2 separate regions of the Mus musculus genome follow, and region 2 is linked to region 1. A link is a loop called in an ENCODE intact Hi-C map of the cell type or tissue named here. Cell type or tissue: left cerebral cortex. All regions are shown on one strand. Links, peaks and the distances in the headings refer to the core of each region. The heading gives the core; the rest is flanking DNA.

What was found. A loop is a pair of places that touch in the nucleus more often than their neighbours do. Peaks named below come from ENCODE experiments on the same cell type or tissue, not always from the same donor. Only the 100,000 strongest peaks of a DNase experiment are listed, where the experiment ranks them.
Region 2: it touches region 1 in a loop (3.0-fold over the local background); 21 of 42 quality-filtered maps call a loop at or near these places.

Annotation. Positions count from the first base shown.
Region 1 is chr14:26,525,810-26,542,274 of GRCm38, forward strand. It overlaps Slmap (sarcolemma associated protein), which reads right to left and starts at 8,815. Exons shown (of 23, transcript NM_001310445.1): 1 at 7,519-8,815. The coding sequence starts at 7,716. In left cerebral cortex, for the core only: no CTCF peak of the experiment used is centred there; DNase peaks (open chromatin) are centred at 7,728, 8,086 and 9,187; H3K4me3 peaks cover 3,487 bases; H3K27ac peaks cover 1,111 bases.
Region 2 is chr14:26,576,893-26,593,357 of GRCm38, forward strand. Dennd6a (DENN/MADD domain containing 6A) reads left to right here and starts at 2,658. Exons shown (of 20, transcript NM_001134465.2): 1 at 2,658-2,970; 2 at 15,341-15,379; 3 at 15,503-15,545. The coding sequence starts at 2,743. In left cerebral cortex, for the core only: a CTCF peak has its summit at 6,920; no DNase peak of the experiment used is centred there.

The sequences.
Region 1 (16,465 bases), core at 5,125-10,124:
TTTAAAAAGAAAGAAAGAAAATGTCAGACTGCAACAGCTCTGCTTGCTTACTAAACTTGCTATACAGATTATATTATCAATATTTAGAAATACACTCCCCTAATAAAGTATTATTTTGTCAAAGAGTGGCTATAAATATACCAGTTCAAAATTATTATCACCAAACACATGTTTATATAAAAGTGCAAAATACTTAGCAAAATATGCATATTGAAAGTTCTCAGTAAGTAATGATTTGTACAAAGAGTACATGTTGGTAATTAAGTCCAAAACTCACATTGGAAACTAACTTGAATGACCCTTTGCCCTTCAACCCATCAAGGGTTTATAGAAACACAGATTGTTGGATTGTTCACAGTTCAATCATTCAAACGTTTATACAGTGCCTACTCTCGGTTCTCAAGAGCGCACATCTGGCAGGGCAATAGAGCATTTGCATTACACTCATTTTGTTGTCTGTGTCCCAAAATGAAGTTATAGACAAAGTTCTACAGGAGTAAAGAGAAAGAAGCCATCCATTCATCAGAGAGGCAGGAGAAGTTTCTCCCCGGAACTAAGCCTCAGGATAAAAGAGGAAGGTCATTCTGGGAGACAAAAAAGCAGAAAGGGCACTTGTTTTTTAAAAGGAACAGTGAGCACTGTCATAGGCCCTGGTGTAGCAAATTTGAGATGAAGGGAAAAAGAAATGGGAGGTAGGAGTGAAAGATTTTAATACTACAAATAATTAATGGAACAACAATCAAAAAAAAAATTGAGCAAGAGTGTTGTCTACCTGTAACACCCAGAGGGGGGAGAAAAAAAAGCATGGATCCCAGAAAATTCTTAGAATAAAATGTCACCCTTCTTACCACCACCCCCAAGACACACCCTTTTTTCCTTTGGAAATTCTGGGAATGGAACCAGGCAGGGTCTCATGTATGCTAGGCATGCATTCTCCCATGGAGCTATATCCCAGCCAGCCATATTATTTTTGATTCAAATATAAAGTAACTGCCACTAAGAACCAATCTGATGGCAAATCAAGCAGCGCACACTTATAGTCTAAGCACTAGACTAGAGAGATTAAGGACAGACTGGGCTAGATAACGGGTTCTGGCTAGCTTTAGCTATATAAATAACAAGACCTTGTCTCCAAAGCATCCATTTCCAAAAAAAAACCAACCTCATAATCTTTCTACTTAAACCTTAAATGATGAACCTTGTACTCCGTACTTACTACAGAATGGATCTTAGACTAACACAAACACCATTTAAGAAAACCAAATAGGAGCCCAAGAAGGTTAAGAGTGAATTTAAATCCAGGTGTGGTACTCTCCTCATTCACTAGGAAGAGGTAGGGGGAATCTCTGAGTTCAAGACCAGCCTGATCTATAAAATAAGTTCCATGACATAATAGCCATAGTAGCTCACTATATTAGTGAGACCCCATCTCAAAATAAGAAATTAATGAATTTAAGGAGTAAAGTCAAATAACAAAATGGGATGGGATGATTAAGAATATGTAAACTATTATTTTTCAGGTCTTTGCCCTCTTGTATTATGTGTATCACGTGTGTGTGCAGTGACTACAAAGAACAGAAAAGAATGTTGGATCCCCTGGGTCTGGCCTTAAAGATAGTTGTAAGCCACTATGTGGATGCTGGGAATCACACCTGGGTCCTTTGGAAGAGCAGTCAGTGAGTATTCTTAATCGCTGAGCCATTATCGCTCCAAGCCCTAAGCCATATGGTTTCTGACTTTTTACCGATTCCTTCTGAATTTACATCATGTACCCTGAACCCACCATCTCCCTCTTCCTCCATATCCACCTTCTACCTCTGCAACCTCCCCCACAAAAGAAAACAAAAAATAAAACTTTTTTTAAAAAAAAAATCTCACTGTGGAAGCTGTGGTGTGTCCCACAGCATACCCCTCTGTCCACACATCTTTTACTATCAAATGTTCACTGCAGTGAGTCATTGGTCTGGTCTGAGGCCAATCAAGTGGCCTCTGTACACTATCAATACTGGATCTTCACTGGGACTCTTCTCCTCTTGCCCCGTGTCATAGAGATCCTGCAGCTTTGGTTCTGTAGGACCAACCCCTTCACACACTCCAACAGAACATAGATGAGGTAGACGTTACGGTGGGCCAACTCAAAGCCAGGAAACTGGGCCTGGATGAGTTAGTCAGCCTACCAGCTCCCCTGCACCCACAACACCAGGATCAGCTCTTCTACTCTGCCCAGGAGAGAGACAGGGCCAGTTCTCCTCTGCCTAAGCTGTATTTTTAAAAACCCAATATATTAGATTAAATATTTCATCAACTTTCCGATATTGTAAAAAGTAACATGAAAGGAAATACAGTAGTTTGTAGTTTGGTAACACAACCTGGCTTCCTATACATATTTAAATTAATGTACTTTAAATATAACTTATCAGACAAACCACTTTCTCACAAAACTATAACATTTCTCAAAGAACTTCTTGCTTCTGTTAACAAAAAGAAAACCTAGAAATCTGCTAAAACAAATATACATACAAAATAAAAAGCAATGAACATATAATCTGCCATTATCTCAAAGGCTGAGTCCAGGATCTTAGCAGTCACGTTTAGACATGTCAAGGAAAGAAACAACCTGGCTTTCTTCCTCAATGGCTTCCTTGCGATGACACTGGAGCACAGACAGACCTCCTGTTTCTATGCCTCTTCTTAAGCAATCCCTCCCACCCACACCCCTTTCCTTGAGTCAGCTTCCACACACTCTGCCTTTTTCTAAGCCCTTCAGTCTAGCTGCATTTACATTTCATTCAGGAACTAAGTTATCTGTGAAACTTTCCTAAAGTTTTCACTTGTTATAGAAATCCTACTGGACAATTTAATCTAATATACCAGACTGCTGGTTTTGCTTCTGGACATTTAATCATTTTCATTTCTACTGTCAACCTGGTGTTTGCACTTAACAAAATCACATCCTGTTTAAAATGTCACAGTCTTGGGATGGCAGCGTTTATGAGCTTGGCCCTGTATATATCAAGTCAAGAACCAAAAGAGCTGGGCCGAAATCATGGCTCTATTCTTTATTGGCAATGTGAACTCAGGAATGCAAACCTAATCTACCTCCCCTCAGTTTCCTCATATTCGTGAGGGAAAAATAATCACAGACGGCAGAGGTGAGGATCAAGCTAGCATGGAAAGAAGTGGCTCTCAACCTTCCTCATGCTGTGACCCTTAATACAGTTCCTCATGTGGTGGTGACCCCCATCTATAAAATTATTTCATTGCTACTTCATAATCGTTATGAATCGTAATATAAATATCTGATATGAGGATAGCTGATGTGTGATCCAAAGAGGTTGGGACCCACAGGTTGAAAAGCACTGATGGAAACCATTTAGGAGAAGAACATTAGACATGACGCACAAGGTAAGAACATTAGACATAACGCACAAGGTAAGCTGTACTTTCTTGGCTCCAGGCCTCTATCAGACACAAGATTGTGCTGGGAAGTGGTGGCGCACGCCTTTAGTCCCAGCACTTGGGAGGCAGAGACAGGTGGATTTGTGAGTTCCAGGCCAGCCTGGTCTACACAGTGAGTTCCAGGCCAGCCTGGTCTACACAGTGAGTTCCAGGCCAGCCTGGTCTACACAGTGAGTTCTAGCACAGCCAAGACTGCACAGAGAAACCCTGTCTCCGGGGGGGAAAAAAAAAAAAGATTGCATTACTTTTCTTAAATGGTGATTTTGGCTGTTAACGTGCTCTCTATCCAAAACTCTCTGGAACTCACTAACAAGGCCATCCAATATGTCCACTCATAATCCCTCAGTATGCCTACCATATAGACAGATTTACTTGCTCAGTGGCTCAACTGAAGTACCACTCTGGGCTATAAAAACTGAAGAGTGAAGGAAGACACACAAAGGCAAACAAGATGGTTGTTAACACCCCTTCGGATGAACTGTAAAACAGTCAACACCACAGTGGGGGCGGGGAGGGGGGAGTCACTCACTGCTCATGAATTCAACATTAAAAGGCATCACCTACATATCCCTGCAAGTCCCACAGAGAAGCCCACCCATGGCTTGTTATTTCTTGTACTAGACCGACAGCCAAGCTCCTGAAAGTGTTGTCTAGATTTCTACTTCCCTGCACTTGGCCAGTTTCTAAACTGAACATCTATGAGCTGAATAACTAAATTTTCAAGTAACGAGTGGCCAAGGCCTGCAACTCTAACACTGAGAGTGCTGAAGAAAGAGTCCTGCCTCAAGCAGTCATGGACACAGGGTCTTCTCTGGACCATGTCTCAAAATTCCAACACATGCTTCAAGTATTCATTACTTATTCCAGCTTTTACTAGGCCTTCATAATGGCAACTACAAAACAGGTCTCCAACAAAGTCAAACAAAGGACACATTACTCCAGTTGTTCCCTCCAAGGCAAAATGCCTATTGGAACAAAGTTACCAACTTCACTACCTTCTATTTTTAACATTTCTTCTATAGCTGTCATTGTATTTAACAATTTCTGGACTTGGGATGTAGCTCAGTTGGTAGAGTGCTTTCTTAGCCTGTACAAAGTCCTGGGTTCAGTCCTCAACACTAATAAAACTGGATGTAGAGGCCTGAGTCCCCACTCTCTGGGCCTGTACTGAGTGTGAAGTGAGCTCAGCATACAGGAGCTCCTGTCTAAAAAGGAAAAAAAAAGTACTGCTTTCCCAAGACGCCACAGCACACAGCAGTTCAAAGGGCGCTGATGTTGGCTCATGCTTCCCCACGAACACCCTTGTACGAAATCCTGAGCTTTAACACGTGCCAAGCACCGGGTACTATGTGATTTGCATAAATAGTCTGAATCCCAAGACAGCAAAGGGGGCAGTGAGCATGGCTCAGTGGCAGAACTAGTGTTTAGTGCAGACGAGCCCAAAATTTCTTTTTATCCCAAAAATAAAAACTTTAAGAAGGCAATACTATCCACAGATAAGAAAACTCCGGCTGGGCAGAGGTGGCACAGGCCTTTAATCTCAGCACTTGGGAGGCAGAGGCAGGTGGATTTCTGAGTTCAAGGTCAGCCTAGGCTACAGTACAAAGTGAGTTCCAGGACAGCCAGGGCTACACAGAGAAACCCTGTCTTGAAAAAAAGAAAAGAAAGAAAAGAAAAGAAAACTCAGGCTTAGTAGTGTTTTAAAACAATCTTTCCTGAGATGATACCTATGAGTGGATTCTTGCATTTTTATGCATCATAAATTTCAAGGAATATATATTAGGTCTGGTGGGGGGCGGCTGTCATGAGCCTGACACAGGAGAGCTCTTAAAACTTCACACACAAAGCAATAAATAGTATTTGGACAAACTGATTTGGTTTTCTTTGTTATCTCCCAGGATCTGGCCCAGAATACATGCTCAATAAAAAAACCTGTCTGTCTAAGCCAATACTTTAAAATTAATTCCTAAAATAATTTGATCACAAAGGGAAAACCTAACAGATTGAAACTGTTTAAACTAAATTAGGTGGTATAATAATAATTACACAAAATATACCGTCAAGCCCTTAGTGCTATTTTAGCCAATGACACAAAAGGAAAAAAAGTAAAAGAGGGAGAAATAAACTAAGTCTACCGTGAGAACTCTGCAGATCCTCTCTTCATCCTGAGTTTCTGAGACAGAGCTTCGTTATATACCTGAGCTGGTGATCTTAAGCTCATTAAGCAAACTGGGCTAGCCTCGAACATGATGCCTTCTTCCTGCCTTCTGAGAGACAGGCTTACAGGGGAGAGCCACTGCACCAGGCACGAGTTTTCAACTAAGAACTGCAGTGGGCAAAGCACGTGCTGTAAGCAAATCTGTCATCTGATTCGGCTGGACCTGTTTCCCAAGCACACAAAAATGTAAAAATGTAAAAGTTGACTGTATTTAGTCACTAGCAGCCAACTAATACTGGAATTCAATAACGAACTCCAGAGTCATTTACAAAGAATCACAGGTCATCCACGAATCATCCAAATGTTAGCTTTCAGGGAAGAGAAAAGTGTCTCTCTTATGGGTTAAAGAGCCTCTGGTGTAACTCAGAAAAAGTTAACACACTTTTCAGTTTTCATCCTACACACAGAATAGGTTATAACCACTATGCAAGCACACAGCACTTGGGGATCTTTCCTTCCTTTTTTTTTTTTTTAGATAGCATTTACTTAGTAATTCCTTAATTCAGTAGCTGCCCTAGCATTACTTTCTTCCTCTAAAGGCTCAAGTTTCTTTCATTTCAAAACACCACTCTTGAAGACAAATTCTTCTCTTAAAAAAAAAAAAAAAAAAAAAGACTTACTCATGTCACTCAGAAAGAGGGGGCGAAAAGTCAAGAGACAAAACTGGAGACAGTCCTATTAGTCTTATGTAACTTAGTTTGAGTTGGAATTATTTCAGTAGTTCAACGAAAGCCTTAGGTTTAGGCCCAAAGAAGAGTTCTTTAAAATATTCTCCATTCGTGCAAATTCTTGAAAAACTAAAAAGATCCTTTTTATTTTAAAATAAGTAACTAGCAAAGTACAGTGCCAAGATAAACAAGGTAAATTGGATTAAAAATTAAAAGCAAGGCCCAGCATGGTGAGCTTTAATTCCAGCACTTGGGAGGCAGAGGCAGGGAAATCTCTGAGTTTGAGGCCAGCCTGATCTACAGAGTGAGTTCCAGGCCAGTTGGTCCCTGTCTTTAAAATATATGTGTGTGTGTGTGTGTGTGTGTGTGTGTGTGTGTGTGTATTAGACAATATTGGATATAATCTAAAAATAAGCTAACTTATTAATACTAATTTTTGCATATCATCATATAATTACACATTATCTACCAAAGAAATTGAGAAGTGACTTTCAAGAGCAATAGATTTCTGTTGATCCAACTTGCAAACAGAACTCCAAAGATGTAGTTACTTACTCTAGCTTAATTAAATTGCCTTTAATATTTACAAATTATTTCATCGGGGCAAGTAAGTATCAATCGTTACAAACAGTAACTTTGCACTCCAGTTATCCTACCAGACAAGGTCCTGAGTTGAATTCAACTACAAGCCATGTGTTAACTACATTTCACCATAGACACTTGAGCCTCGATGTAACAGAGGCCACAAATTCCGGCATTGCTCTGGGAACCACTGCTTGCTTAATCAAGCACCGACCTGCAGATTCACCCTTCTAAAAGGACTGAAAGTCAGAGGTCAAGTTTCACTATCTACCTTTCCTAAACGAATTAGGGTTTGGGATTTCACTGGGAATGACCAAGTTTATCAAGAAGCCATCGCCCTGCCGAGACATTTAGTAACAATACCTTCTCTGTTTTTCATTCAACCACTTCGATTCCATTTCCACTAGAATTCAGACACACACAAAAAGCTGATTCCGAGGCCTCGCAGAAAAGTGTCCTCTGGGAAGAAACCCTGAGATCGTTGCATACATTACACCTCTCAGAGAAGGTGAAGGGAAAGGAAAGGAAAGGAAAGGAAAGGAAAGGAAAGGAAAGGAAAGGAAAGACTGTCAAACACTATAGCGACATTACCTTGCTCGTCTTGTGATCAAACCAGACGAGGGCATGGTTCCTTGACAGCACTTTGCAATCAAAGGTGGCATTATTCTGCGCTGGTCGACAGCGTGCCACCGAGCGGCCGATCTTGATGGGCTCGTCCAGGTAGACATGACGCTCCTGAAACGGGTGCGAGTTCGGGCGGCAAGTGAAGATGGCCAAGGCTGACGGCATCGAGGACAGGCTGGGGGGTGTCTGGACCAGGGACAATGAGGAGCTCCTCCAGGTTCGGAATGCTCTTCTCAAGCCTACACCCCCTAACCCCCCAAAATTTTTAAATTAAAACAAACTGCGCATTGTCTAAGCATAACCAGTGAACATCAACAACTCTTCAATTGGGCAGGAGGACAAGCCAGCGCAAGCCCCATCACCTCCTTTAAAATACAGAGGCACCTTGACCAAAAAAAGTCCCCAACTAGCAGCTTTCAGTCCATCTTCCCTAGGAAGAAAAGGCTCAAACATTGGGCAGCTTCGGCCAAGAAAACTCCTGGAAGACAGTTTGGGGACAGGAGGTATCCGAGCAGATGAGTCACACACCAGTTCTTGTGTTTTGTTTGAGATCCCGGCCGCTTGTCCCCTTCGGTAGCGGAAACGGTGCAGCACTGCAGCATGAAGAGGGTTGACTCGCGCAGCCAGGAAGGTCCTTCGGGGCTCAAGGAAGAGGCGCGGAGGACCTCCGGGCAGCCACCGCGGGGCCTCGGGGCTGAGAAGAGGTGCGGGGACGGACGAGGAGGACTAGAGGGCCAGCGGGCCGGGCTGCATTGCCCTGCTGCGCCGAGGCCGCCCGGGAGTGGCAGGGGTCCCCGGCCCAGCGTGAGCCGAGGCTGCGATCCCGGGCTGGAGGCGTGGGAGGGCTGCCGGGGCACGGGCGGCGTCTGGGTCGCGAGTCCCGGGCACCTGACGGGTGTCCCCGCGACCAGGGCGGGGACCCGGCTCTGCAGGCCGGTGCGGACAGAGCGAGGAGCTACCCCGGGGAGGCTCGGGCGACCGGGCGGGCGAGCGGGCCGACGGGCGGGCCGGCGGGAAGTTGGTTTCTCGGAGCTCTCGGGCTCTGCTGCTCAGCACATGGGCCACCTCCCCTCAGGAGCGTCCTCGCGAGGGTCGCATCGCAGGGACTGGCGGCTCCCGCAGGACGACGGGGTGGGGGAGGGAGGCTGGCCCGGAGGTGGAGGGAGAGGCCTGGAGGCCGGGGCTGGGTCCGCCGCAGCCTCCTCCACTCGCAGCCAGTGCGGCAAGCTCAGGCGGTGGCGGACGAGGCAGGAAACTTTCCGACCTAGGCGGGGAGACACCAAAACAAACGGCAGTCAGGGACCGGCGCCCGCTCGCCTCAGCCCTCGCCCCCTTCAGCCAGCCCCCGCCAGTCCCCGGCCGCTGCCTCCGACCTCGGGCGACCTCTCCTTGCTCAGGCTACGGGATTCCGGAGCCAGGACGGAACGTCGGCTCCTTCCTCCCTTGCCGCCACCGCCGCCACCACCTCCGCCGCCGCCTCAGCTTACCTTGCCAGCGTTGGCCGCCATAGTGACTCTGACTGAAACCTACCGGGTGCACCGCCACGGGAACGCGCACCCTTTTCAAGGGCCCTCCTCCGCCGGCTCCCGTGCCGTAGATAGGGGGTATCATGTGATTGACGCCGTGGAAGCCATGTTTGTCACTGGCAGGGAAGAAGGCAAGCTTATTTTTAACATGACCCCTGGCGCCATCTTTGTTAAGGGCCAGAAGCTTCAAAGCTCCAGACAACCTTAAGGGCCATTTTGGTTAAGGGCAAGAGAAACTTTGAGGGGTTGAATGTTTCAAAAGCACACACAGCGGCAACATATGAATAAGAAAGTACCTACAAGTACCTACGTGTACTAAGTGTGTTTACTACAGTTCTCACTGAAAATACTAACACGTGCGGAGAATAATTCCATGCAAAGGACATACTCATTAGCAGTCATCGTAGCTGTGGGCAACTGAGTCACTCACCACTGCTCTACAGATGACCAAATTCCACAAGTCCCTAGACTTAATGACACCTGAAGGACTTTCCTCCCTCTGCTAATTCACCGGGCTTTATGAATTCCATCCCAAATTCCTGTCCTTTTCACTGATGCGACTATGTTTCTCAGAACTCCTTCGTGGGTTCTAACGTGGAGAACAGAAAGTTGTGGGGGGTTTTTTGGAGTGGGGGAGGATTTTGTTGGGGTAATGGTAGGGTTAGTGACAGGGTTTCTCTGGCTGTCCAGGAGCCCTTTAAGTAGATCAAGCTGGCCTACAACTCAGAAATCTACCTGCCACTGCCTCCAGCGTGTTGGGATTAAAGGTGTGCGCCACCACACCCTACTTGAGACCAGAAAGTTTTAAAACACGTTTCCAAAGAGGGGTCAAGGTCGAAAGTTACTAATAGGAAAATACAGAGAATAACCCAACCAACAATCCTGAAGTCTGTGTTAAGCCTGGGAATTGCGAGGAGAAAGACCAGTATGTATGGAGTCATTGTTCCAAAGAAGAAAAAACCGTGGCTCGAGCTGAAAGAAAACCTTAGGAAAGACTGTAGAGAATCTTAATCTCTTCAAATCAGTGTTGACTTCATTCTTGAGATTCCTGTGACCACAGACTTCCCTGAGAAACGTTGGACATGGCTTTAAACTTCTTTAGGATACTTTTTCTCTTCTATAACATAATGACAAGACACAACCCCCTTGCAGAGAGGCTTTGTGGTGTCAAACCACATTAACAGTATTCATTTCATTGCTTCTGTAATGCTATGCTGTGTCTAAGTGACACAGATGAGCACAGCCTTAGTCTCTGCCCTCTGGTTATAGAACCAGTGTAGTGGGTTTGAAACTGAAGGAACAAAATAAGGCAAAGACTCTGATATATTCAGAGCTCTTCTAAAGGGAGGGAGGCAGGGACATCCTCCAAGGAGAAGTCACAAAAACTGAATGAAGAAAGGTTGAAGGACTATAATAAATACAGTATTTGTTGAATGGTTTTTCTAAATTGCCAGGAAGAGGGACATTAAGTAGTGAAATGAAGCTTTTAAAGGAATACACTCATGTGCCTGGCACAAAGGCTAAGTAAATATTCAATGCCTGAATGAAAATACCATGCTTGTTATTAGAGGATAAAGTAGGGGCAGCACAAAGTGAATTTGGACACAATAAGTAATGTATTATAAAGTCACACTAGGGGGGCTGGTGAGATAGCTCAGCAGTTAAGAGCACCAACTACTCTCCCGAAGGTCCTGAATTCAAATTCCAGCAACCCTCCATAACAAAATCTGACACCCTCTTCTGGAGTGTCTGCAGACAGCTACAGTGTACTTACAGATAATAAATAAATAGATCTTTAAAAAATAAAAAATGAAGTCACGCTAGAGTATGTGTGCATGCGTGGGCTCATGCTTGAAGCTTAAATTCATGGTAATATGAATGTCCAAGACCTGACCTTTCACACGTTTTTACAGTTCTTCATCATTTCAACAAATACATTGAATAACTACAGTATCCCAGGCATTTTGACCTAGAGAATAAAGATATACTGAAGAGTTTTATTATTAGAAGATGAAAATGTTTTGCTTCTGATAACTTTTAGCCTTAAAACAATAAAACAGACCAGGTGTGGTAGAGCATGCCTGTCTCTAATGAGGTGTGTGCACGAATTTTAAAGTTATTTATGCATTTTTTTGTTCATTCAACAAACATTTAATTGACTACCCACTAGGAGAGAGAAACTGTAAAATGACCTGGAATTTCAAAAGTGAAGAAGAGAGTGGAAAAAATGAATCCCTAAAGTTTCTTACAGTTTAGATGGAGACACAATAAGATCCTTGCAGTATTTGGAATAACTCAAAAGTATTGAGAGTACAGAAGAACAATGTAAACTGGAGCAGCATGGTGACCTGGCATTTGCATGGCCTTAGGTGCACCCTAGTAGCACAAATAGAAAATTAAAACCACCGGGCAGTGGTGGCACACGCCTCTCTCTAATCCCAGCATTTGGGAGGCAGAGGCAGGCAGATTTCTGAGTTCAAGGCCAGCCTGGTCTACAGAGTGAGTTCCAGGACAGCCAGGGCTATACAGAGAAACCCTATCTCAAAAAAAACTAAAAGAGGAGAGAGAGAGAGAGAGAGAGAGAGAGAGAGAGAGAGATAAAACCAAAATGTTGTAATAAGTCAGTTAATCTGGTACTAATGAGATTGTAGGGATAATCTCTTGTGCACTTTGTGCACTATGTAAAAGCATCACCTGTCAATGAAGAGCTGAATGGCCTATATAGCAGGAGAGAAAAGAATAGGAAGGCAGGATACCTGGCAAAGAGAGAGGAACTCTGGGAAAGACTCAGGCTCAGGAAGATGTGCCACCAATATGTAGGAGGAAGTCAGACATATGAAACTGAGGAGAGGTAACCAACTATGTGGCAGAACTTAGATCAGAATACACATGTAAATATAAGTTAAGAGGTATTTGGGAAGCAAGCCTAAGCTAATGCCATAAGCATTGAAAATAAAAACAAGCCCTGTGTCATGATTCAGGAATTGGGGCAGACATAGAAAAGCCAAAACAATATCCTGAGCAAAGGGCTAGATGAAGTGGAAACTTAAAGATTCTTTGGAAAGGCAATTAAATGGTGTTTTGCTGGAGCAAACACATTGAAGAAACATTTAGCTGAAGTGGACACAGGTGAAAGGCTAAGGCAGACTCAGGAAGGAATGTTTCACTGAAGCAGACATGGGAGAGTGGATGTTCTGCTAAAGCAAGCACGTGATGAACGATTCTTTGCTAACAACACACATGTATTGGTCCGCCTTCCATTGTATAGTTGAGCTCCATTTGTCTCAACTCCATAGAGGGAAACACACCAAAAAAACCTTCTGGTGGTGTGTTGCAGTTTGTTGCTGCTACCGGGGACTCAGGTTAACTGGATGCAGGTGCTGAGGCAAGGCACATGGAGGACAAGTGATGTTTGGAGGGTATAAATAGGACTCCACAGAGTGACAGAGACAGAGCTTGGCTTTCTGGTACAGCTAACTATGCAATGCTTCTGGGTCTCGTGTCTTCACTGATCTTTGTTTCCCTGAGAGAGGCACAGCCGAGAACTCCTGGTGATCCTGTTGGTCCCTCCTTCTGACTCAAGCCAAGGCTGAGGCCAGCTGTCTCTGCTAGGTCATACCACCACTGTTGCTAACCCAACTGTAGCTAACTGGACTGCCGGTGTATCCCTGAGATGTTTGCAAGTGGATTGAGCTGCCACTGCTAACCTGTAAAATGAACTGCCGATTTCCAGACAACACAGACAGGAGTTGCTCCAAAGAACCTTTCTAAATAGATTCACTTCCCCTATGTCTTTTCTTTTCCACTACCTCCGGTGGGTGGTGGGCTACAAGGGAAGTTAAAGAGTTTAAGAACCATCATTAAAAATAGAATTAGAAAAAAATTCAAGTTACAGCTAGAGATTTGAGAAGACAAGACTTTGAGGAATTAGAAGGGGGTCTGTGTTTCTGGAGAATAAGGGGCGAGAATGAACAGGAAAAAGCCAGAAGTCAGAGAACTTGTACCCAGCACATTAGATTTCAGAACATTTTCGTTTTCCTTCTAGAAGGTCAAAGTAAAATAATTTTTTAAAAAGTTACAGAATCAAACATTTTAGCCATTTACCAACACAATCGTAAATTATTCAGCTTCTAAGTCTGTTTTCTCATTTGGAAAAAATGTATATAATATTTCCCAGAATCTTTTATAAGATAATTCAAGAAAAAGTACCAACCATAATGCCTGGAAAACAGTAGGTTCTCTGAAAATGTTGTTTTATTACTGTTACTAATGGAATTTTCCCAGTCTTCCACTACAGCCAAGAGCAGGATGTTTTATCTCTAGTTTGTATATAGAGATCTTAGTCATAAATGTAAGCGCAAAAAGAAATGTCTCTTTATGTTCAGTAATACTATACTATCTCCCAGAATTAATGTTAAACAAATAGAAGAGCTTTCTAGCAAGAAAAGCTTAGAATTGCTATAACCTGCCAGAGTAAAGAATCTTACCCTACTACACACAGCCCTGAAAATGCCAAATGCATTGAAGGCGCTCCTCACCCACGGTTATTTGGCAGGAACAGAAAAGGCTTAAATTAAGAACTCTCATACATGAGATATTTTGAATTGTAGGCCATGTGGGTGTTCCTTTCCATGACTTGGTATCCATACAAATTTTTAATTGAGTTAAAAACACACCATGTTTTAAGAAACTGGAATGGCAGCCGGGAGTGGTTGTGCATGCCTTTAATCCCAGCACTTGAGAGGCAGAGGCAGGCGGATTTCTGAGTTTGAGGCCAGCCAGGGCTACACAGAGAAACCCTGTATCAAAAAAAAAAAAACAAAAAGAAAGAAAGAAAGAAAGAAAGAAAGAAAGAAAGAAAGAAAGAAAGAAGAGGAGAAGAAAGGATTCTGCCATAAGAGAAGCATAGAATGGACTACACTGTGAAGAAAAAGGAGGGTAAGATGGCCAAAATCTAGGTGCACAGATAAAGCAGCCCCAGGGGAGGGCTGCTCAGAAGGAAATGGCAGCAAAGATGAAATACAGACTTAGAAAGTGTTAACTCGAATACCGAGGGGAGCATGTGCTAGTTTTGGAGGTTGGAAGTGCCCAGCCACTGAGCAAGTTAAGCATATTAAAATATAAGGATTGTGAGTATGTCTTCTCATTCTTAAATCCAGAGCTCTTGGGCAGGCGCAGAGCTGTGTGCGCACCTGCCAGGAGCACAGAGCAGCTAACAATTTACCTCTACACAGTGCCATCCAAACGGGAATTGTTCTCATGTCAGATAGATCAGGAACAACTGTAAATTCAGTTAATATATAGTCTTCCAAAACTGATAATGACCTAATTGAATTTCAAATAATTATTTTGAATATAATAAATTATGGAATGCTTTATATAACTGCTTAAGCAGATTGCTGGTTTGAAATACTGTCCACGCAGACATTTCCAAACCTCCAATACTGCAATGGGATGATGTCATCTACAAAATTCACTTTTTGGTTACTAAACAGGTATTTTCAAAGCTTTATTTATTTTTAATTTATGTTTATAAATATCTGTTGGTTTAATTTATATCTATAAATGTGTGTGTGTGTGTGTGTGTGTGTGTGTGTGTGTGCGCGCGCGCGTGTACCACTTGTGTTCCTGGTACCTGAAGAATGTCAAAAAGAGGGCTTCTGACCCCACGGAACTGGGGTTAATGTGGGTCCTGGGATCTGAATCCAAGATCTTCTGTGCTCTTAACTGCTGAACCTTCTCTTCAGCTCCCATAGGTCACTGTCAAGGACTCACAATTGAGCTTTTAAAAATAACTAATATATTATATAATTTCAAGTAAGTTTACAGTTTTGTGTTGGGACACACTCACGGCTATCCTGACTTCAGCCTGTGGGCCACAGGTTGTATTCAGCTGCCAAGTAAGAGGCCAGGCCTACTCAAATATCAAAAGGGTGAGCATTAGTAATTTTAAAGGCACAGGCTGGCATATAACAACTGAAGCAGAGCCAGACATAGTCATGTACACTTGTAACCTTAGCACTGGAGATAGAGAAACAGGGGATCAAGAATTCAAGGCCAGGCTGGGCTACATAAGGAACTCAAAGCTGGCTTGGGCTACATAAGACTTTGTGTTTAAAAGAAAAAAAGTTGATTTTCTGCCCACTGAGAAGGACTCTCTGCTTCAGTGGGAACACCCATCATTTCCCAGGTGTCCAGGGTGGAGTTGCCACCACATTCCAGAAACACTGCTCATCTATTTGGTTTCCTGGTTCCTCAGGAAATAAGAGAAATATAATTACCCAAAGACAAGTAAAGACATTCATTTTTCATCTAACATGCTATTTCTGCAAATACAAAAAGTGGGAATTAGAATATCAACTCTAGAGCGAATCACAATTAATTCATCCTCGTCATTTTTCAGGCAAGAAGTCTGAGGACCAGAGAAGGAAACGTTATTAAATGAGTGGTTTACTATCTCTTAACATCTTACTGTACCATCAATCCTATTCTATAGGCAGGGAAATTGAGCAGAAGGCTCAAACACTAAGTTTTTCAGCGCGACATCCTAAATTACCATCCACAACCAGAATGCAGGCTAGAGGGCCTTCTTTCTTTAAGATAAATTAAATCTGTAGTAATTTTTCTCCGTTGATGAGAATGGACACTTTTTGATTATTCAAGTAGCAGCCATCTCTAGAACTGTCACAAAGGCCAGGTCTGGTACTGTTAACAGTTTGTCAGCTATATCCTTCCACATGTTTGTTCTCAGACATCTGAAGTATGCCCTTTTAAAATTCCCCAGTAATTAACAGAAACGGAAAGTCAACAAGAAGAACCCTACTTCTAAATGCCACATATAGTTGATACTGCTGACAAACACGATGTACTGGGAGAAAGAGAAAGGATGAAATTCGCGGTGTGTTTTGTCACTCATGTGGAAGTCTCATTTTGATTATTCAAAGTATCCTCCTGTCTCTCATAACTAACTTAAGAATGTTCCCTGGTATGTAGCAAAGACTTAAGAATGAAAGGGCTGGGTCAGAGAGCCCCAGGAGGCGCTTTTTTCCTGAATTTTACTGAAGTATCTGATTTGTCTCTAAAGACCTCAGTTACCAAGTAAAACATCAGAGGTCCTGTTTCTATGTGATCATAACTAGGAATTTCACGAAAGATGTTTTAGCGAATATTTATTTTAGAAAACCATATCATTTTGAAAATCTATTTGATTGTTTGTAAGTATTTGTGATAATCACTATTAAGCTCCATTAGACTTTTTGTTTCGGAGGTGTCCATGTTGCTACTCTACAGCACTGGCATAGATAACATCAACACACTGAACTGATAGTGTAAAGAATGGATGGATTTCTCTGTGCTACTGGACCCTAAGGATCCCTAAAAAGGTAAGT
Region 2 (16,465 bases), core at 5,002-10,001, 51 kb after region 1:
ACAAGAGGAAGGCTTTCCTAGCCCTCATGAACACGCAGAAAAGAGCAGTTCTTATGCTTAAGAGCCACTGCATGTGTGGGATTGGCTGAGCCAGCACCAGAATATTCACATATAGGATGGAAAGTGTGGAGAAACGACCTTGCTCAAGATCCTTTCAGATTTAAAGGCTCTAATGACAAACTCTACAAAGGTTACCATTTCTTTCTGCTTAACCAAAGATTATATAAGGTAGTATGTCAGCCAGGAGTGGTAGATCATGGCTTTAATCCCAGCAGTCTGGAGGCAGATCTCTGAGTTCAAGGACAGCCTGATCTACAGAGCTTGTTCCAGAACAGCCAGGACTGTACCAAGAAGCCCTGTCTCAAACGAATAAACAACAACAACAACAACAACAAAGATAGTATTGCAAAGAATGGTAATTTGTATCCACAGGCCAAGGGTCCAGCACTGTGGAACAGCTGCTCATTAAAGTTTATTTATCATTAATAATAAAATAGCATATAGTAAAGTGTCTGGATTGGGAACACTTTTCTCTTCTTGACAATAAGTCAGGTTAGCAATTACCTTTCACCAATCCAGAAAATAGTTCCAGGAGCTGTTTGTCTATCATGATAATATATGGAGCTAAAGCTGGATACCAGATTTTTTCATTTCTAGCTCACTGTCCTTTCTAATACTAAACAGTACTGTTTTTTTCTGAACAGTAGGTTTAGAACCTTACTTGAATACAGGTTATGTTTTTCTTTCTGAACTGTACTGGTTCTTTGTCACAGGCAGGTTGTTTTAGGCAAGGACAGTTTCTAATTTAAATGTTGTCCCCAGTTAATTCTATGCTATCCAAACTTTCCAGGTGGGACTAGAGAGATAGGTGGCTCAGCAGTTAAGAACACTTGTTGATCTTGTAGAAGAGTAAGTAAGGTTTGGTTCTCAGCACCATCGTGGAGTTTACAACCATCTTTAACTCCAGAGGATCTGGCACCCTCTTCTGGCCTCTGTGCAAACCAAACTCCACTTCAGTACCCATACATACATACATACATACATACATACATACACATATATGCATACATACATACATATAGGCAAAACACTCATATATATAAAAGAAAAATGATAAATACATCTTTAAGAAAGTCTTCAGCATTCATTACTACTCAAGTTTGAGAATACTTGACCATCAAGAGATGGATCATTTCTTGATGGTCAAGAATTTTTATGTGTTTTAATGTTGTTTGCTTGCATTCATGTCTGTGCACCACACACACTCCTGGTGCTCTTGGTGATGAGAAGAGGACATTAGATCCCCTGGAACTGGAGTTACAAACCACCATGTGGGTGTTGAGAATTGAACCTGGTCCTTTGCAAGAGCAGCAAGCGCTCCTAACCACTGAGCCATCAGTTGGAGCCCCAGCTTTGTTCTATGTAAAATAGAAACAGTAATATCACTGCCTTTTGAGGCCGTGGAAAGGCATGGGAATGGGTTTTGATAAATCCATTGTATGTTATCTATCATCTTTTACACACTTTCCTATTGGGTATTACCACGTTTTCTAATTACTTTTTTTTTTGTTTTGTTTTGTTTTTTGAGACAGGGTTTCTCTGTATAGCCCTGGCTGTCCTGGAACTCACTTTGTAGACCAGGCTGGCCTCGAACTCAGAAATCTGCCTGCTTCTGCCTCCCGAGTGCTGGGATTAAAGACATGTGCCACCACGCCCGGCTCTAATTACTTTTGATGAATAAATCCTAGCAGGTGCTGAAAAAAAAATCCTACTTAGTCGTATCATGCTATGCCAATAATCAATAGCAATTCACCAGGGCAGATGTTTCTTGAGTGCCCAGCCTAGAGCTGTCTTGACTTCTTAACAAAGGTAGCTTGAAACCAGGCCCTTCCTCCAGTGTTCAGATAGCATGGTCCAAAGGTGACTGACCAACCCGAGATTCCAAGAAAGTCTGCATATGCGTAAGAGTTGAGAGAGTCCGCCAGACCAATAAAGATGGGAGCTGCCTTGGTAGGGAGGGTATTCGGAGAGTTAAAGTACACATCTCTATCAGGGGACTGCAGGAGTGAACACAGGCTTGCCTTAGAGTTCTTATACTTGCTGGGCTAGTCACGAAGCCTCTCCGAACTTCAGTTCCCTTATCTGTGAAGACAAATTAGCCAGAGGTGGTGGCCCATGCCACTAAACCCAGAATCTTGGGTAGCTGTGGTAGGAGTACCATGAGCTAGAGGCCAGTTGGGACTATGTAAGGCATAGCTAAAAAAGAAAAGAAAGTCCTACCCAACACTTAACAAACAATAGTGTTCACCATAATGATATGTTTAATAAGAGTTAATAGGTGTATTTGAACTTAGCATATCAACTGTCACAGAGTAAAAGTTTAATTAAACTACTGTTAACCACTATGTTTTAGTAACACTTTAATAATGAACTGGGTCGTTCCAAGAATAATTCATTGCTGTATTGTTGTGGATCTGAGATGACGATTCCTGAGCCACTGTTTGAGTTTAGAGAACTGTAAAACCAGCAGGCCAGTCTGAGCGAGCAGCAGAGATAGCCGCGGCTTGTAGGGAAACCACTGAACCCCCCGCTCCCAGGGTCACGTGCCTCGTGGCCGCGCCCCTATTCCGGGAGTCCGGAGCGGCTGCGGCAGCGGCAGCACTCGGTGCGCGTGCGCGGAGGCCTGCGCGCTCTGCGGCGCGGTCCGCAGCGGAGGCGGCTCAAGCGCCTAGGGGGTGGCGGATGGCTCTGCCGGGCCCGGCGGTCTTTGGGCCCGGTTCCCGCGGGTCGTTGGACGAGGCCGGGGCTGAGGGGCGCGAGGCGGCGGCCCTTGCGGCGGCGGGAGTCGCGCTGGAGGACGAGGAGGAGGACGATGGCCGCCGGGGCCTGCTGCGCTGGGACGGCTTCTCGGCCTGGCTACACTGCGTGTGTGTGGTGGGCTTCGACCTGGAGCTGGGCCAGGCGGTGGAGGTGAGGCCGAGCCGCACCCTGTGTCTCCACCCTTGGGCGGCCGGGTCCTGGCCGCTGCTCATCCGGGCGTGGCTCGCAGCCCCTGCGCGGCTCAGCTGGGCGGTGCTTCTCGACCCTTCGGTGGGAGGATCGTGGGCTGCGGCTAGGGGTGAAAAGTTCTTTGTAGGCCCCTCCTAAATACTTGTTGATGTTCCTCTTTAAAAAAACAAAACAAAAAACCAGCGATAACTGGAGGGTAGTGGCACCCAGAAAAGCCTACAGCAGACAGGATGTTTGCTTGGAACTTTCAAGAAAGGAACAATACCCCCTGACATATGTGAATTACAGTAGCCAAACGTGCACGTCCAATCATGTGGGCTGACTGACTGTATTGTCAATTGCGCTAACTCGTAGATCGGTCCACTGAGTCCAAGTCAAAATGCTTAGCATGCATTCTCTCCCTTTTCTCTGTTCCCCATTTCTCTGTGAAATGTCGTTGGGTTCCCATTCCCTCCAAGTCTCTCCCTAGCATTGCAAACAGAATTCAAGGCCTTCTGAAAACTAGGCAAGCTGTCCCCACACCCCTCTCCCGACCCCTGCTGTTTCTTAATACTGATTCTGTGACAATTCCCAGAAACCTAATGTCAGTGGAAAAATTGTTGGCTTATAAATCTGTTAGATATCATAACATCTTACCTAAAAGACCTTTGAATCTCACTCATTTTTGCCATCACTTTGCATCTTTTTTTTTTGTTGTTGTTTGTTAGCATAAAAGATTTGTCTTATTTATCCAAGTGAAAAGTTACTAGAAAGGCATTAGAAAGGTGTATGTCCCGAAGTTTTTGGTATTTTGTTATTGTTCTTTTGGCATCGGTGAAAGATTCTAATCTTATTCTGATTTGGTTGGTCTGGTTGTTCCAAACGAGAAACTGCTGCATCTTTGTCTTTTGTATCGTTACATAGTTCATTTAAATATTGAGTTTTTATTAAGATCTAGGCACCATACAAGTTAGTGGACATACACATAAAAGGATGTTCTCATTTGCATTTATGAATTGAGACAATAAGGTGGGGATCTAAGAATTAATCTATTTAGTCAATAGGATCAAATTTATTGCCTGATACAGTATTCATTAAACGTTTGTTGATAGAGGGAGTTAGTATGTAAAGTGATTCTGTATTTTATTTGAGACAGGAATAACAATCTCCAAAGATTGAAGACATTTATTTTTAAAGATTTGTTTATTTATATAATGTGTATGAATGTTTTGCCTTCATCTCTGCATGTAAGAGAATTTGTACCTTGTGCTTGTGTAGGCTGGAAAAGGGGGTTAGATCCACTCAGTCTGCAATCCTTCTGGTCATGTAGGTGCTGGGAACTGAACTCACATCCTCTGGAAGAGCAGCAAGTGCTCTTAACAGCTGAGCCATCTCTCCAGCCCCTCAAAACAATATATTATGCTCGTTATTTAATGATAAACTGAAATTTTATGTGTAGCAAAATAAAACTTAATCGGTAAGCAGAAGCTGTCATATTTGGTCACCTTTAAAAAAAAAAAAGATTTATTTGTGTGTGGCTATTTTGCTTGTCTGTGTGTCCATGCTCCACACTCATTCCTGGAGGTCAGAGGAGGCATCAGGGCCTCTGAACAGGAGTTGCAGACGGTTGAGAGCTGCCACTGAAGTTGCGTCCTCTGGAAGAGCATCGAGTGTTCTTACCCAGTGAGCCATCTCTCTAGCCCCATTGATCGGTTTTTGTAATCTCATCGTTTGGAACATTGCTTTTAACATGAGTATTTTCTTTTTTAAATAAGTGGCATATCTTGACAGAGTTGAGGTGATGAAAAATAATCACTAAAGGTTATATATGAAATTTTATTTCCCATAATTGCCATTTCAGAGCAGTATCTTTACGAAGTAGTTCTTAGCTTTTTTTTTTTTTTTTTTTCTTCCTGAACTTTCAAAAACAAAAGAAGAAGAGTTTGAACTCTCTTGGAAAATGAGTAGGACAAACTTGTGTTGCTAGCTAGGCTGTTTGCACTGATCCGTGGAGGTGTTGTCGTCGTCTCTGTCTGGATTAAGGATCACTGCCTTAAAGTAAGGAGAAGAGAGGAAGGTCCCTTCATAACGGAGCTAAGGAATGGTAAACACAGTAAGATGTCAATGATCTGGCTTTGAGACTGGATCTCACTCTCCTCGAGTACATGTAGCCCAGGCTGGCCTTAAACTCACAGCAGTTTACCTGTCTCAGGCTACACCCCTCACCACTCCACCACCTAGTGCTGGGATTAGCTAGTGGTTACGTGCTACCATGTTTGGGACAGAGCAATTTTGTTTTGCTTATCTTTATGTGGGGTGCATATGCATGCATGCCACTGTGCACACAGTAGAGTAAGGGACAGAATAGGAGTCTGTTCTCTCCTTTCACCTTGTGAGGCCTGTGAACCATCTCAGGCCTGAAGGCTTAGCAGCAGCAAATTTCTTTTCTCTAAACAGCTGAGCCATCTCACTGGCCCTTGGCTTTCATTCTTGAGAGAAGGCAATATGTAAACCAAGCTGGCTTCAAACTCAAGAGATCTGTCTTCTGTCTCACAGTGTTTTGCCTTTTTAAGTGAACATAAAGCAGGAACAAATATATGAAAACAGTTGAAGTTATATTTTGCGCACTCTCTCTCTCTATATGTATATATATGTATATGTGTATATATATATGTGTGTGTGTGTATATATATATATGTATATATATATTTTTTTATGTCCTGACCCGCAGCACAGTTGAACAGGGTCTGAGAAACCACCTGTGGAGAGAAGGGGAACAGGAAACACAGAGAACGGACAGCAAGTCAAAAAATTCTGATCAAGCTGACAAATTTTATTTTTCCATAATTGCCATTTCATAGCAGTATCTTTACGAAGTAGTTCTTAGCTTTTTTTTTTTTTTTTTTCCTGAACTTTCAAAAAGAAGAAGAAGAGTTTGAACTCTCTTGGAAAATGGGCAGGTTGTATACCCATAGAAGCAGGATATGGGGAGGGGGATGACGCAGAATTGCTTTGTTTCTGGGGAAACGCACCTGTTCCCAAAAGCAGGATATTGGCTAGGTAAAAAATTCAGCAAGAGAAACAGAACAGAACGGGTTGCTAGGCACCTGTCCACAAGATCTATAGCTATTTGTTCTTAACTGGGGGTAGTATTTTCCTACAGAGGCCTCAACTTTTCCCACAGAAAACTCAACTAAGCTAGTACTTTTCCACTAAGGCCAAGACTTAAGCACTTATGGCTGACAGGCAGTTAACATTCAAACAGGGTCACTCCATGTATGTGTGTGTGTGTAATTTTTTTGAAGCTGCACCTGTGTTGGAACTGTACAGGAGTAGCAGTTAGCATGGAATTAGAAAGGTAGATTTGTGTTGGGAGTGACATATATAGTGGCTCCAGCCCTGTGTCTGTAAAGTACAACCAGGGAGGCTCAGAAGCAGGATTGCCAACTAGCAGTCACACAGACAGGACAACACAGTTCTGGAGGCTCCCAGCTTTCCCCATCTCAGCATCAGGACTCAGGGCTCTCTGCTAGGCCTCAGAGCCTATATATTTGCTCCTTTTTTCATTTTGTTTTGTTGTTTTCAAGACAGGGTTTCTCTGTGTAGCCCTGGCTGTCCTGTAACTCACTTTGTAGAGCAGGCTGGCCTCTAGCTCAGAGCTCACCTCCTGTCTCCTTAGTGCTGGAAGTAAGGGCATGTACAAGCCAGGCAATGGTGGCGCACGCCTTTAACCCCAGCACTCAGGAGGCAGAGGCAGGCGGATTTCTGAGTTCGAGGCCAGCCTGGTCTACAAAGTAAGTTCCAGGACAACCAGGGCTATACAGAGAAACCCTGTCTCGAAAAACCAAAAAAAAAAAAAAAAAAAAAAAGGCATGTACAATCACACCACCACCACTGGGCTATGTATTTGTTTCTTAAAAATGCAGAGTCAGCACTTAGAGAGTCATGTGACAAAAGATGAGATCCTAATGAATATCTAGTTGAAGGCATGGAGGGATGTTAGCGTTCTTTAAAAAGCAAAACAGAACAAACAAAAGAAAACAAAATATAGAACTAGAGCCTCTTTAAGTTACCAAAGAGTGTGGAGTACCAATGAGAGACCTGTCTGTGCAGGGTATGGTGCTGCAGACCTGTAGACCCAGCACTGAAGAGGCAGAGGGCAGCCATGGCCAGCCTGGCCTACAGGGGATTCCCAGGCCAGCCAAGGCTACACTAGGACAACCTGCCCTCAGAGAGGGAGCAACAGCAAAACTAAGCACATAGGAGTTTGAGCCACACATTGCTTTCTTTGTGGGATCACAGTAGTCTGACACCATTGCTTTGTGAGGTAATTAGTGTTGGAAAAGCATTTAGAATAATATTTGAGACAAAACGATGTTTTGGGCAGCATTGATTTTTCTAGAAATCTTTTTTATTTTAAAATAAGGACACCAAAATGTAACCAACTTACCCCAAATCATAAAGTTTTAGTAAGCTAGGATTTTGATTCCTTTGGTTCCAAAAGTTTGATTTGCTCTAATATTCCAGCTATCTTGAGTGAAAACTGAAGCTACTCAGAGAAATTGGAAGCAGTGCAGACCTTTGAAATGCCAGTGATAACCGAAAGTGAGATTCCTAAGTTAGTGACGTCTGCCTTCCTCAAGGTATCGCCTTACACAGCAGTGCTAAGTAAGACACTCTGAATAGTTCTAACCCGTAAACTCAAAATCAAATGCTTCAAAAGCTTAAAATTAAAACAAATAAATAAATAAATAAAAAGTGAGTGGCCTTTAGGTCTTTAGAGCTTTACATTTCTGATTTAATCAGTTAATAGGAGTCCCTTTAGGTGCGATAGGATCAATTTTGAGGGCAGTAGTGTTAAAGTCTTGTTGCTATCTATTAAATAGGAACATTGAGGCTGTTTGGAAAGGGCATACATAATAGTAAGCTTGCTTATCGCCTGTCATGTTCAGAGAACTCTGTATTAGTATGTTTTCTGTAATGATAAAATACTGGACACTGGGTGATATATAAAGAAAAGAAGTTTATTTAGCTCACAGTCTTTTTTTTTTTTTAAAGATTTATTTATTTATTTAATGTATGTGAGTACACTATCACTCTTTTCAGACACACCAGAAGGCATCAGATCCCATTGCAGATGGTTGTGAGTCACTATGTGGTTGCTGGGAATTGAACTCAGGACTTTTGGAAGAGCAGTCAGTGCTCCTAACCACTGAGCCATCTCTCCAGCCCTAACTCACAGTCTTAATTGTCCAGTAGTATGGCAGTAACATCTATTATCAAGGGCCTGGCTCTGTGACCTTAGGAGGTGGAATTACAGTGAGAACGTAAAGGAGTCACATGGTGAGAAGGAAAGCCAGACCCTGGGGTAGGGGGTAGTTCCTTTTTAAAATTAAAAAAAAATTAACAGTCCTGTCTAGGACTAACGTCCTTGAGACCATCATTTATTCCTTTCTAGGCCACTAGCGCAACACTGCACTGGGACCAAGCTTCCTACATAGGAAATTTATGTGGATACATACAAACCACATGCAAACAGCAGACTCGATCAGGTACCTTTTTAATTTTTTAAAAGTACTTTTAATATTTTTAATACTGTGTGTATGTATGTGAATATATTGAGTACCTGAGGTGCCTCAGGGTACAGATCCCCCAGGAATTGGGTTATAAGTGATTGGGAGGCACCTGACATGGTTGCATGGCTGCTGGAAATCAAACTCGGGTCCTTTGGAAGAGCAGCAAGTTCTTGTAAGCAGGGAGCTATCTATCCCTGTGTAAGTATCTTTTTAAAAGAGATGGATTGTTGTACCAGGCATGGTGGTATCTGGCTTTTCCAGCATTTAGGTGAAGGCAGGAGGGTTTGGAGTTAGCTACCTACTGGGTTTGAAGTCAGCTTGGGCTACAGGAGATCCTGTCTCTGTCTCTGTCTCTGTCTCTGTCTCCGTCTCCGTCTCCCTCTCTTTCTTTCTCTCTCTCTCTCTCTCTCATTCTCTCTCTCTCTCACACACACACACCCCTCCCAAACAGTTGAGCTCTTGCTGTGTTGCTGAGGTCCGTGTCAGAAGCCTGAGATCAAGTGATCATCTTGTTTCTGTCTCGTAAATACTGAGATCACAGGCACAGGCTCCTGTGCCTTGTTCTCTGTGAGGTGATGAGGTGAGACTATTATTTAACTTTTCATTATTATTTAATGAAAGAGTTGATAAGAGCATACAGTAAGCTTTCTATAGACTAAGTAAAAATTTTCCAATGTCAGATGAGATTTTGAATCTTTTAAAACTTGAAAAATTAAATTCTTTACCTTACATAATAAAAATTATGTGCATATTCATTTAAGAAAAACCATGGAAAAGAAGAAAGATCACCTGTTTCATGTCTTGGATAGAATATGATAAGCAAAATCAAAATAAGTTAAGTGGTTCCTAAGCATGGCCAAAAGGTTTGCAGGAAAATCCAAAGCATATTTCAGCTTAGTGAATAGACTTTATACAGAAATGTTATGATCTTCAGTAAAATAGAAGGGTGTGATACAATATAATTTAGGCTGAAGGCATGTGAATAGCTAGTTTGGGCATAGTGACGTACACCTTTAGTCCTAATCTCACACAGAGGAAGGTAGATCTCAGTGAGTTGAAGGCCAGCTCAGTCTACATAGTGAGTTTCCAGCTAGCCAGGGCTATACAGTGAGACTGTCTCAAAACAAACAAACAAAATACATGAATAATTTTTTTCCTTGAAAGAAAAATGTTTAGCGATGGGTATACTGGGAGGGAGGGGCTTGAGGTCACTGGGAGAAAGGCCATAATTTGCACTTTTTGACTTTAAGGTGAATTATTAGCTGTGCCCAGGCATAGACGGTTAGGAGTTTTGCTTGTTTTAGCTCAGGTATTTGCATAATGTATGATCACTCTAATTAGAATCGCAGTTCAGTGATTTTTTAGTATTTTCCTAAATCACACACCTCATACCACTAATCCAGTTGTAGAACATTTCATCACTTCTAAAAGAAAACCAGTTCTACTAACAGCCTTTTGTCTCAGCCTTCGGCAGCCACAAGTCTGTGTTCAATTTTGGATTTGCTTCCTGTGTACATTTTACATGAATGAAATCATACATATGGTCTTTCCGTCTGCTTTCACTTCACATGTTTTCAGGTTTCATCTGTCAGGTGTGTGCCCAGCCTTTTGATATTGCAATACCTCATTGTCATCTACAAAGGTCAAGCTTGAGAACTACAGAACCAAGTTACACAAAAGTATCTCAGAATGTCTTAAGTAAGTTTAGCATTGGTGTTGGGCTGTACTCATTGCCTTCCTGGGGTGAGGCATGCAGCTGGAGATTGGACACTGGCAGCTCTTCTTTTATGGCTGAGTAGTGTAACATGTGTTTGCTCATGCCACAGTTTGTTTATCTACTCAGCATTCTGGAGAAAGTGTTTCTGTGTGGCTATTGTGAGTGCAGCAGAGTACTCTTGCACTAGTTTTCACATGAATATCTTTTTCCTGCTTTTGTTTGTGTTATAGAGATAAAGTGACTTGGCCATATATGGTATATGTGATACAGCTTTAAAAAAAAAAAAAAAAAAAAACTACCAAAATGTTTCTACCAGCAACATAAAAGGATTCCAGTTTTTCCTGTCCTTGCCACTCTCTATCTGTTCTTTGGAATATCCAAATGGGAGCAGGGATCTTTTATCTTGCTTTCATTTGTATTTTCCTTATGACTAATGATGTTGTCTTTGTGTGCTTTTTAGCTGTTGACTTTTTAAATTTCGGTTTGTTTGATGCTACTAGGGTTGACTCTAGGATGTTCCACATGATAGCTTGGTAGACAGGACTATATCACGGTCTTAGTTATAGCTCCAGCCCCCCCCCCCCTTTTTTTTTTACCTGAGTGTGCATGTGATACTGCCAGTAACTCATGCTCTTAATTATCTTTCTTCAGAGACCACAGTCTTCACACTGAAAGTAGCTGTGCAGGGTCATAGCAGATACATCTACTTTTGTAGAGATAGTTTGTTTAAAACACTTCTTGACTTGGGAAGTAATGTCTATTACACACATTCTTTCTGTATAAAGACAAAGTGGTAAATAAAATGAGACAGTTCATAGATATGTGAATGATTTTTTTTCTGAAAAATATTTTTTTGTTGTTGTTATACTTAGGCCTTAATTATCTTTGTCTTGCTGTGTAGTCACACCTCCTTTCTTTATTGTAGCTCTGAAGACTCTGTTACAGTCAACAGAGCCCTTGATGCTCTCCTGCACTTTATTTTTTTAAAGTTTTATTTGTTTGTGTAGTGTATGTGTGTGTGTGTGTGTGTGTGTGTGTGTAAGAGGTAAGCATTGAAAGAATAGTTAGTAAAACTAACTGTAGAGTTGCTAACGATAAGTTGTCCTAGGCCACTCTTGCCAGTATGACTGAGTCCAACAAGCTCCTGACCCACTGAGCTGCCAGGAAACATCCCAGTTTTGAGACAACCTCACAGTGTTGTGCAGGTTGCCTTGGAGCCTCCGAATGGTCCAGTCTGACCCCAGAATCCTCATTCCTGAGCTTTTCTTCAAATGCTGGGATTACAGGCCCATACCAGTTCCTCCAGCTTTTACTGAGACTTAAACTATGACTTAAATAGAACATTTAGTAATGGCTTTTAGATGTTATCTCTGCTTTTAAAAGTACAACTAAAATAATCTCAACATGAGAAAGGGAGACTTAGGTACACATAAAAAGTATTACATATTAAATACTACTGGTTGGATAGAACTAATTTGAGAGGGTATCCTCGGATGAAGCAAAGCTGCTTTTTGGTTTTTAAGTCTCTCCTCTGGGCTAGAGACTATCTTAAGTGTAAAGACAGAGGGGTAAATTAAGTGAGGCAGTTCTCTTATGAATTCCCACTTGGGGAAAATTGAACCGTGATTGTTTTTTGTTTTTGTTGTTAAAAGTGACAAAAACCTAGTTCAAGCTGGCATGAGAAAACAACATTCAGTTTGCTTATGTTGCCCTCAGTTAATGGTAGGCAAACACTGTACCTCTCCAGCTCCATTCCAGCTCTCTTCTCACCTTGAGACATGTCTCACTCAATCGTCCAGGCCAGCCTTGAACTCTCTGTAGTCGAGGCTAGTCTGAAACTTAACTTTTCCTGCCTTAGCTTCTCAAGTAGTTCTGATTGTAGACCTGTGCCAGCAGACCAAGATATGAAAACAATTTATTGATGAATGCTATTTCAAAATCTATAGTCCAAAGCACAGTTCCATTGATGAGATAAGCGGTGCTGTAAAGAGTTAGGTTTTTGCCACCTTTCTCCTTACATTGATTAAAATAATGTAACATATGAACAGCAGGTAGAAAGTTATTAGAAGAGAGCACAGTAAACTATCACATTATCAATGGGATACGTTTTAAATGTATTCACATAATTGCTATTTGAAGCTAAGCTTGGAACCCAGGACCAGGTGTGTGTGGCGAGTGCTCAGGACCATGTGTGTGTGGTGCTCAATGCTGAGCTCTACTCCAGCTACGGGGTGGGGGGTGGGTGGCGGGTGGTGGTGGTGGTGGAGTTTTGTTGGAAGCAAAGAGCACTGAAGAAATTTGACATTTGAAAACAAGTCAGTTTGAGCTCTGTCTCAGAGTTAGAGGAGAAAAGTGCTTATGATATTAGAAGAAAGTGCTAAACAATATGAAGCCATTGTTTTCTGAATTCCCATAATTTCTGGTCACATTCGCATTGCTAATGTTTTTCTTTAACAGAATGCTTTATCCTACACTTGTGACTGAGTGCTGTATTCATGACCCTCCTCCCGTTTTGAGACAAGGTCTCAAGTATCTCAAGATGCTCCTGAACTCTTGTTACCAAGGAAGATCTTGACCTTGAACTTCTGATCTGATCCTCTTGTCTCTAGAATTAAAAGCTTGTGCCACTGTGCCAAGTTTATGTGGCTCTGGGGATCAAACTCCCAGTTCCATTAGTGCTAGGAAAACATTCTATACTTCCTGCCCCATTTTGAATCTTTAGTGCTGGAATTTCCCCCTAATATACTTTAAAGCAAGCACATTTTGCTGTTAAATGTTACAGTGGTACTGGGGAATTGAACCCAGGATCTTAAGCATGCTAAATAAAAGCTTTACTCCCAACTCTGTAATTTCAAAATATAAAGTATATGGCATGATACAGACAATAAGGATTTAACCAATAAGAATTAAAGAAAGGCAGTGTCATGATATACAGCTATAATCCTATCACTTGGAAGGTTGAGACTGGAGGGTTGCTTTCAGTTTGAGGCTACCTTGGGCTACATAAAATCCTCTCTCAAAGAACAAATAAACCTAAAACAAAACAAAGCCCCCAAGTTCTTAAAAAACAAAACAAAACAAAAAAAACCCCAAACAATAGCAACAGTAACAACAAAAACAAAAAACAGGTTTAGTAGTTCACATCTGTGATTCCAGCACTTGGGAAACAGACCAGAAGATCAGGGATTCAAGACCATCCTTGACTACACAGTGAAAAATGGTCTTAAACAAAACAAAACAACAAAAACTAAATTATAAACTACTTCAAACTGAAAAGTTTGCAGACTTTTCAATCATAATGCTCATTATATAGGAAATATTAAATTACAAGCCATGCAGACATTTGCCTGTCTCTCAGTCTCAGCTTGGTGTGGGATATAGGAGATTCTGTAGCAAAAGAGAAAGCAAATAACCCCTCTCCTCCAACACCAACACCACCACCAACACCAGCAACAACAACAAATAACCCCTCTCCTCCAACACCAACACCAACACCAGCAACAACAACAAATAACCCCTCTTTTCCAACACCAACACCAACACCAGCAACAACAACAAATAACCCCTCTCTTCCAACACCAACACCAACACCAGCAACAACAACAAATAACCCCTCTCCTCCAACACCACCACCACCACCAACAAATAACCACCACCACCAACAACAAATAACCCCTCTCCTCCAACACCACCACCACCACCACCACCAAATAACCCCTCTCCTCCAACACCACCACCACCAACAGCAACAACAACAACAACAAATAACCCCTCTCCTCCAACACCAACACCAGCAACAACACCAAATAACCCCTCTCCTCCAACACCACCAACAGCAACAACAACAAATAACCCCTTTCCTCCAACACCACCACCACCAACAGCAACAACAACAACAAATAACCCCTCTCCTCCAACACCACCAACAGCAACAACAACAACAAATAACCCCTCTCCTCCAACACCACCAACAGCAACAACAACAACACATAACCCCTCTCCTCCAACACCAACACCATCAACAGCAACAACAAATAACCCCGCTCCTCCAAAACTTGCAACAACAGCAGCAACAGCAACAACAAATAACCCCTCTCCTCCAAGACAACAACAACAACAAAAGCCATGTTTAAAAAGTATTGAGTACTTACTTTCTTGAGGAGAGACAGGTGGTTTTCTTTTCTTTTTAGAATGTTTTTGAGACAAGAGTTGTGTTGTAGCCCAGGCTGTCCTGAAATTCACACTGTGCTGCCCAGGCTAATCTCAGACCCATGGTGATCTTCCTGCCTCAGCTCATGTGTGCTGAGATTATAAACTCTTGCCACCACACCCTGCTAGACCTACTTTTTAGCCACTTGGGGGAGTGGACTGGTCTGCAGGAGGATGCCTTAGACCTCTGCTGGCTGTTGCTGACTCTGGCAGGAGCTGCTTTGGCCCAGAGCTGCTTCCATTACAGAGGCTGATAGGCAGCTGTTTTCCCTCAGAGGATTCTGTGGTCACTGCAGGTGCAGGGAAAAGACAGTTATTTAAAGGAATGGGGGCAGGTAGGGGTGGTTACCATAGGCTGTATGGTAGAAATTTTTAAAATTTTAGGTAAATGTTTCCTTGCCATTTTCCTCTAAGTATTTGACGTATAGTACTCATGTAATCACCTGGAAAGTATTATATCTTGAACAAGTATGAGTTGAAAATATAGATTCATGTTTTCTTTAGATTTTAAGTTTCAAACAGAAAAAGGGAATAAGTTTAGGTTTCCCCAGTCTTAGAGCTAATTTTGATGTAATCTTTAAAGCTAATGTAACTTCTACTTAGTTCTCTTAACTTCTTGTTTTATTACTAAAAAAAAATTATTTTATTTTTTAGAGTTTCACCATGTTTTCTGGGCTGGCCTTGAACTATGGGACTCAAGGTAGTCTCTTGATATAGCTTTACAAGTATCTGTGACTACAGATGACACCACAGCCTTAACTATGATTTCTAAAAAACTTTTTGGCCATAGCCAACTAGAATTTTCGGCATACCCACTATATGCTAACGTAACTTAACTTCTTTCTTCCAGGTGATATATCCTCAGCATTCCAAACTTACTGATAAAGAAGTAAGTAAGCACGTCTGTCTGTCTGTCTGTCTGTCTGTCTGTCTGTCTGCTGTCTGTCACCTATGCTCGTTCCTCGTGCAGTGTGTGTGTGCCGGCACCGACGGCTCTGCTTTTCTCTTTCAGAAAACCAATATTTGCTACTTGTCTTTTCCAGACTCAAATTCAGGTAACTTTTTATCATAAGATGTTTCTCTTGAATCTTGTGCATTGAATATCATATGGTTTGTAGTTTTCGTACATGACGAGTAGCCAGCACGGCATGTTAAGATGGCATGCTCAGTTTTAGCTCAGCACTTCATTGATTCTGAGTTTTCTTAATGACGCCTAGTCCTGTCCTTACTGATTTCACTTAAGGTCACTGTTACAGTGTGATAAGGTAAAATATAAAAAGTACAATACATTCTTTTTTTTTTCCATTTTTTATTAGGTATTTAGCTCATTTACATTTCCAATGCTATACCAAAAGTCCCCCATACCCACCCACCCCCACTCCCCTACCCACCCACTCCCCCTATAAAAAGTACAATACATTCTTAAAATAAACAAAAGATAGTTTATTTGGTAACTTATAGTGTATAGTTTATTTTCAGTTCAAAACGTAAGAATTTGCCTGGAACTGTATGTACAAAAGCAGTAAAAAAATTTTTTTTTTTACATGATGTGTGTATATGAATGTGGGTTTGTGCGCATGAGTGTAGCACTCTCAGAAGCCAGAATAGGTCATCAGATCCCCCTGGAGTTGAAGTTAGAGGCGGTTAAGAGCCACTATGGGTCGCTACACGCTCTAACCACTGAGCCATCTCTCTAGCTCCAACTTTTCTAAAAACTCATAAACCAGCAAGAATATAGTGGTGAAAGACTACCATCAGTTATAGATCCCTGTACTCTTTTGGCTCTTCTTGAGCTTGCTTTCTCTAGTTCTATGAGCTGTGCTTGTGTGGTCTTAGCTGTTGATACCTCTCAGGCTACCTCTGTATTTTACTTTCAAGACAGCTTTATAAACTTACAGTGACCAGAACACTTGGCTTCTCAGGCCACACACAAACCCTTGAAGCAGAGTTACTCCAGTTTTCTTTCCTTTTCTGC